Regions from separate parts of the Homo sapiens genome. Here region 2 is linked to region 1. A link is a contact called in ENCODE Hi-C data. All regions are on one chromosome and are shown on one strand. The core of a region is the stretch at or near the end of the contact, and the rest is flanking DNA. Distances in the headings are between cores, read along the strand shown.

Evidence for each region. A loop is a pair of places that touch in the nucleus more often than their neighbours do. Pooled maps may share reads with other maps.
Region 2: a loop to region 1 is called in a map of CD8-positive, alpha-beta T cell, with 3 times the contacts of the local background. The contact joins the enhancer-like site here to the promoter of NCOA1 in region 1. A Hi-C loop is called at or near these places in 1 of 168 maps with a recorded cell type or tissue (CD8-positive, alpha-beta T cell), 5 of 37 single-sample maps with no recorded cell type and 8 of 50 pooled maps.

Annotation. Positions count from the first base shown.
Region 1 is chr2:24,489,783-24,493,033 of GRCh38, forward strand. It overlaps NCOA1 (nuclear receptor coactivator 1), which reads left to right and starts at 1,472. Exons shown (of 23, transcript NM_003743.5): 1 at 1,472-1,820. RefSeq lists silencers at 1,125-1,464, 1,442-1,600, 1,755-2,244.
Region 2 is chr2:25,208,806-25,212,056 of GRCh38, forward strand. LINC01381 (long intergenic non-protein coding RNA 1381) reads left to right here. Exons shown (of 2, transcript NR_132378.1): 2 at 169-397. Among named protein-coding and RNA genes, the nearest start is that of LINC01381, 6.1 kb to the left of the region's middle. Within about 2 kb of position 1,591, at least 6 of the 41 ENCODE cell types and tissues checked have a DNase peak (open chromatin) inside an H3K27ac peak, as active enhancers do; they include CD8-positive, alpha-beta T cell, where a contact is called at or near this core.

The DNA of each region.
Region 1 (3,251 bases), core at 222-2,721:
GTGCCCGGGTATTTTCAGCTATTATTGGGGATAGGGACTCTGCGGGTGGCTAGAGGTACTGCTAAGCCAGAGCTCAGGAGATGCACCTAGGGCCCCAGTAGTAGGTCTCCGATAAGAATCAGGGGAATGAATATATAAATGAATGAATATATGAATGCATGTGGGGGTGTGGTCTAGCGATTACTTTATGAGCGTGACAAGGATAGGAAGAGGATGGTGAAAGCATACAGTAGTACCTGCCTGTGAAAGAAGCTGCCCGTCGACTCAGAGAGCTGCCACGGAGATTGGTGTTTTCAAGGCTGTCAGGTTCCCCAGTTGGGAGAAGGGTGGGAAGGGCTTAAGGATTTACAGAGATTGATTTAGGGGAGAACACACAGGAAGCGAAACAGCAGGAAACGCCGGGAGACAGCAGCAGCAGGACAGGATTGAGGAAGGGTAAGAGTGCGAAATGGGGTAAGAATAAAAGAAAGGAATGGACAGATGTATGCTTTACAAGGCACTTCCACGGCGAGTGACTCATTCATGCTTAGGACAACCCAGGGAGAGACATAGGTATATATTGCATTGCCAGCCTTTGGAATGCGGGATGCGGTCCAGATAAGGCCATCGCAGCTCAGAGAGGCTGTTCAGCCGCTGTTCGATTCCTCTGGTGACAAGAACACTCTACTTTTGGAAGTAGCACTTCTATTAGAGAAGTTAAAAAAAAAAAAAAAAGAAAAGGGAGATAAGAAGAAAGGTGTGGGCCCCTTGAGGGGAAAGATCTGTGAATGACAGACATTTTAGATAATTCATGGAATTGCAGAGCCAGAACGGGTCAGGCAGATCTTTTCATCTGTAAAACGAAGGGGGCAGACGATCTTCCTTTTCTCTTGTCTAATAGCCTGTGAAATCATCTAGGCAACCACCTCCCAATTTTACAGAATAAAAAACGAGGCCCGCGGGATATGTCTCGCTCAAAGTAACAGAACGCCCGAGTGGAGGGACAGGCCCGGAGCCGACTCCGCCCCGTCCGCAGGGCCTCTCGCCGCTCCGACACCTTCCCAGAAAGATAAAGAACAGCGGGAGGCGGCAGGCCCGGCGGCCTAGCTGCGAGCGCCCTGGTGTTCGAGGCCGCTTCCCGGCAGCAGTGGGAGGAACGCCCCGAGGGGAGGGCAGGAGAGGGGCGGGGAGGAGTTGAGACGGGCGGGGAAGAGTTCGGGCCTCCTTTCCCACACTTCGTTAGGACGCCGGCTGGGGCGGGCCGGCAGAGGGCGCGGGGCGGTTCCTCGCTCGGCGGGCCCGGCAGGCCCGGCGGGCTGGGGGCGCGCTGTCCCGGGCGCACTGTCGGAGCTCGCGGGCACCGGGTCGCGGCGGCCCGGGCGGCCGGAGCCGGCAGGGGAAGTGCGGCGGGCGGGCAGGCGGGCGGCCGGGAACGGGCGGGGCGGGGCGGGGCGCGAAGGGGGCGGTGCCGCGAGCGGGGGGCGGTGGCGGCGGCGGCGGTGGCGGCCGAGGAGGAGAACATGGCGGCCGCGGAGAGCGGCTGAAATGCCTGTTCTTCAGGCCGGGCGAGCGGGAGTCTGACGCGATTTGCTGAGCTCTGTCCTCCGACGGCTGCCTCGCGGCCTTGAGGGCCTCCGCCGCCTGTTCGCTGCTGCTCCCTCGAGCGGAGCCTGCGTCAGGTTCCCTCTGCATCCCCCTGCGGGGGGACCCCTGCTCCGGAGGAGGGGGCCGGAGAGCCGCGGCGCCGGGCCCGAGGAGCGGCGGAGGCCGGGGCGGCGCCGCCGCCACGGTCGCGGACGAGTGCGGCGCCGGTGAGCGGGGCCCAGAGGCGGCGGCGGCAGGTGAGTGGCGGGCTGCGGGTGCGGAGCCTCCCGGTGGGTGCAGCTGTCACGAGCCGCGCGGCCGCGGAGGCCCTAGGGGGCGGGGAGCAGCTGGCGCCCCTCCGCCCCCTGCTCTCCTTTCTCCCGCTCCATCCTCCTCCCACTTCCCCGAGTTCCCCTCGCGGCCCGGCGCGGCTGGAGGGGGCGGAGGTCGCAGCTGTCACGGGCACCAGCTGGGGGCTGCTCCCCGCCGGGGGAAATCGCTGCAGCAGCGACTTCTCTCCGCCTCTTTTCCAGTTGCCCTAGTTAGCGCGGAGAGGGCGAGCATCCGCGGAGGGGGTGCGAGCTGCGCGGCCGCCTGCCCGGCGTGGGGAGCGGGCGCCCCGGGCCGCCGCCGAGAGGGGGAGCCGGAAGTCGGCGCGGGCGCCCCTCGGCCCCGACGACGCCGTGACCTTGGCCGGCCCGCTCACCTCTCGGAATCTCGCCTGCCGGGACCGCGAAATGGGGGCGACCGCGGCGTCCCTCTCCGTCGGCGCAGCCCTCGACGGCGCTTGGGTTTGACCCCGGCGCGCTTGCTCGCCCCTTCTCCCGAGAAGGGGTTTCGGAGGTAGACATGGGATGGATACTGGACATGTTCCTGTCGCGGCCCGGGTTTGGTCCCCTTCCTGGGATTCAGCCGAAAGGGCCGAGGAAGGGAAGCAAACATGTTGACGAGGCGATTGGGAGGTGGGGTTGGTTAGTGGGCAGTGACAGAATTCGGGCCGCTCTCTAGTCCCTTGTAAAAGACCTGAAAAAATCGGACACCCAGGGTCTCCAGTCCTTACTACCCAGCTGTGGTGGCTGCTTTTTTATTTTATTTAAAAGCAGTTACCCCCATGGGTAGACACTGCCCAGTCTGACGACGTTAGAGGGAGACGGAGGGGTTGACAATACAGCCTGTGTGTGTGTGACAAGGACAGGCCACGGTGTTGTGTCCGGAGAGTTTCATGGGGAGGAAAACTTTAAGCTGGAGGATCTGTTAGCCTCTCATGCTTGGCCCTCCTCGTTTCTTGTAGAGGTGTTGAACAGGCAGGTGTCCTTGTGCAGAAGGTGACATTTTTTCTTCGGAGACGGTGAGTTTTTAATGTCGAGTGTGATGTTGGTGAGTAAAGGGTTCTTGAGTGAATTGCAGTCCCAGCACCCTCTGTGGATGCCAAGAGGAATCTCTGTGGCGATGATTTGTGAGGGCTGGTGCTTACATTTCAGTGATTAAGAAATCAAGTGTCTGCTTAAAACATTACTGCCGTGAAGCGTAGATTATATGATACAGTTGAGGGATGGATCTCAAGGGTTAAATTTGTTTGAGGTTTGTCTCCTCTTCTGGAATTGGTTGGAGGCTAGTCTCAAAAAAAAAGCAAACAAAACAACAACAATAACAACGAAAGTTGGCCAGAGGGGCCTCCTATGATGTTG
Region 2 (3,251 bases), core at 341-2,840, 720 kb after region 1:
CTGTGACCTTGATTTTGTACTTCTAAGCCTCCGGAACTGTGGGACAATAAGTTTCTGTGTTTTAAGCCACCTGGTTTCTGGTACTTTGTTATAGCAGCCCTAGGAAACTAACACCAACATTTCGATTTCAAAGTGTTCACACGTCTTCTTCTTCTTCTTCTTCTCCAGATATTATCAGCCAAGCTAGAACACAAGGCAGCCCACCAACCCAGCACAGATTTGAACAGGCAGCTGAGGAGAGAGCCTGGGATGCCAGCTCTGAAGTGTTCACCGCTAGAAGTGTTCCCTTGTCAAAGAAAGAAGCCATCCCTTGTCAGTAGATGGTCAGGAGTTCAAGACCAGCCTGGGCAACATGGTGAAACCCCGTCTTTACAAAAAAATACAAACATTAGCCAGGCGTGGTGGCCTGTGCCTGTGGTCCCAGCTGCTTGGGAGGCTGAGGTGGGAGGATCACTTGAGCCTGGGAGGTCGAGGCTGCAGTGCCACAGTGCACTTCTACCATCACTTGTCACGGCTCATTGAACCCATGTGACCCTGATCCAAGCCAGGCAACCACAGTCTCTGTCCCAGAAACTTGGTGTGAAGTCAGAGACAGAGTCAGTTGGTGCCAGTATAAGGACTGGAAGGTTATGAAGGCTGGGACATGAGACCTTTGGGGTCAGCCATGAGGGTGCCAGCTGGAAATCAGTGACCGAGGGCAAGGGAAGGAACCCGATCAACAGAAGGGCAGAGGCAGGGCATACACAGTCCCTGATGGAAGGATAGACAGAGAGAGCAGCCACCTGGGAAACCCTGCTTACGCTGATGCCCATCCTGCCTCCTACAACTGAATTCCATGAAATGCTGTCATGGTTATTCTAAGTCCCCCTTGACTTCAGCAGCTTTAGTGGGCTTCTGGGCCTTGCAGCCAAACCAGCTGCCAGGCATCCAGCCCAAAGTAGGTCCTCAAAGTATCCTGCCCATCTGCCTTTTAGGGCTGGGATTCCTTACTTTTGCCCAGGAAAGGCATCTTGGGGTGACATCTGGGAAGCAAGGATCACTCAGAAAAGAGGGAAGGAGCTGGGGCTGGGATTCCAACAATTTCACTGTGGCAGCATGTATGGTCCAGCCCTATGGCGCCTTGTTGGTTTTCTCTTCATGTGCGGAGACGAGAGATTGTAGAAAAATAAGACACAAGACTAAGAGAGAGTATGACAGACAGCTGGGCCCAGGGGGCCACTACCACCAATGTGCAGAGTCCGGTAGTGGCCCCGTATGTCTGGATGCACTGCTATTTATTGTATACAAGGCAAGGGGGCAGGATAAGGAGAGTGAGTCATGTCAAGTGATTGATAAGGTCAAGCAAGTCACGTGTCCACCGGACAGGGGGCCCCTTCCCTTTGTGGTAGCTGAAGCAGAGGGAGGACATCATGCATCAGCCTTTTTTCTATGTGCTTATCAGAGATCAAAGACTTTAATACTTTCACTATTTCTGCTACTGCTATCTTCTAAGGACTTAAGAGGGGAACCAGGTATATAGGCAGAACATGAAAGTGAACGAGTGTGACCACCGAAGCACAGCACCACAGGGAGACGTTTAAGCCTCCGGATGTCTGTGGGTAGACTGGCTGATGTCCAACCTCCCACAAGAGGCTGGTGGAGCAGGTGTTCTCTAACTCTTCCAAGGAAAGGGAAACCCCCTTTCATGGTCCGCTAAGTAACAGGTGCCTTCCCAGGAACACAAGCCCACAAGCGGCCTTTATCCGGGCGTGACAGAGGGCTCACGCTCTTTTTTTTTTTTTTTTTTTTTTGAGACGAAGTCACTCTGTCGTCCAGGCTGGAGTGCAGTGGTGCGATCTCGGCTCACTGCAAGCTCTGCCTCCCGGGTTCATGCCATTCTCCTGCCTCAGCCTCTCGAGTAGCTGGGACTACAGGCGCCCGCCACCATACCCAGCTAATTTTTTGTATTTTTAGTAGAGATGGGGTTTCCCCGTGTTAGCCAGGATGGTCTCGATCTCCTAACCTCGTGATCCGCCTGCCTTGGCCTCCCAAAGTGCTGGGATTACAGGCGTGAGCCACCATGTCCGGCCTGACAGAGGGCTCACACTCTTATCTTCTGGTCACTTCTCACAATGTTCCTTCAGCTCCTGACTGTACTGGCTGGTTATTCCTCGGTTATAATAGTAAAGCACAGATTAATACTAAAACTAATGATTGATAATATCCATATATAATCATCTCTATATCCTATTTCTAGTATAACTTTTCTTATTCTATTTTCTTTATTATACTGGAACAGTTTGTGCCTTCAGTCTCTTGCTTCGGCACCTGGGTGGCTTTCCGCCCACAGCAGCAAGAGTCATTGTTAGTAATAAGTCTTAATACTGTACCATAAGGTTGCAACTTGTTTATTTTTTTGAGACAGAGTCTCACTCTGTCTCCCAGGCTGGAGTGCGGTGGTGCAATCTTGGCTCGCTGCAGCCTCAACCTCCCAGGCTCAAGCGATCCTCCCACCTCAGCCTCCCAAGTAGCTTGGGACCACAGGCACGAGCCACAACACTCAGCTAATTTTTGTACTTTTTGTAGAGACAGGGTTTCACTATGTAGCCTAGGCTGATCTCAAACTCCTGAGCTCAACTGATCCATTTGCCTTGGCCTCCCAAAGTGCTGGGATTACAGGTGTGAGCCACCGCACCTGGCTACATCTCATTTATTGAGTACTCGTTTATATCCTCTAGTGAACACCTAATATACATATCTTAATCCTCACAACAGCCTAGGAAGGAGGCTACTAATTGTGTCAATTTTATTTGCTGAGTCTTTAAAAAGGTTGAGTTGATTATCACAGCTGGTAGAGGGCTAGGATTTAAACTCAATCTGTCTGCATTTTCTGCTTTGCCACACTGCACTCCTGCCATAATTAGGATCCATCTTCCTAGGGTTGATTCCTCCAGCTGCTGTGGCCTAAAAAATGTGAGTTAATTGGTTACAGAGTAGGGATACCATGTTTGTACTCTAATTTTTTCAAGAGCTGAGTGGTCTCAAAGTGGTCTGAGGACAGCCACCAGTAGCACTTTCTGTTGCCCTCTGTTGTTCCAAGTTCATCTCCCTAACTAGACAGCATGCTCTTTGATGGAGGGCCTCTGCTATCTTGACTTTTTTTTTTTTTAGACTGAGTCTCACTCTGTTGCCAGGCTGGAGTGCAGTGACGCGATCTTGGCTCACTGCAACCTCTGCCTCCTGGGTTCAAGCGATTCTCCTGCCTCAGCCTC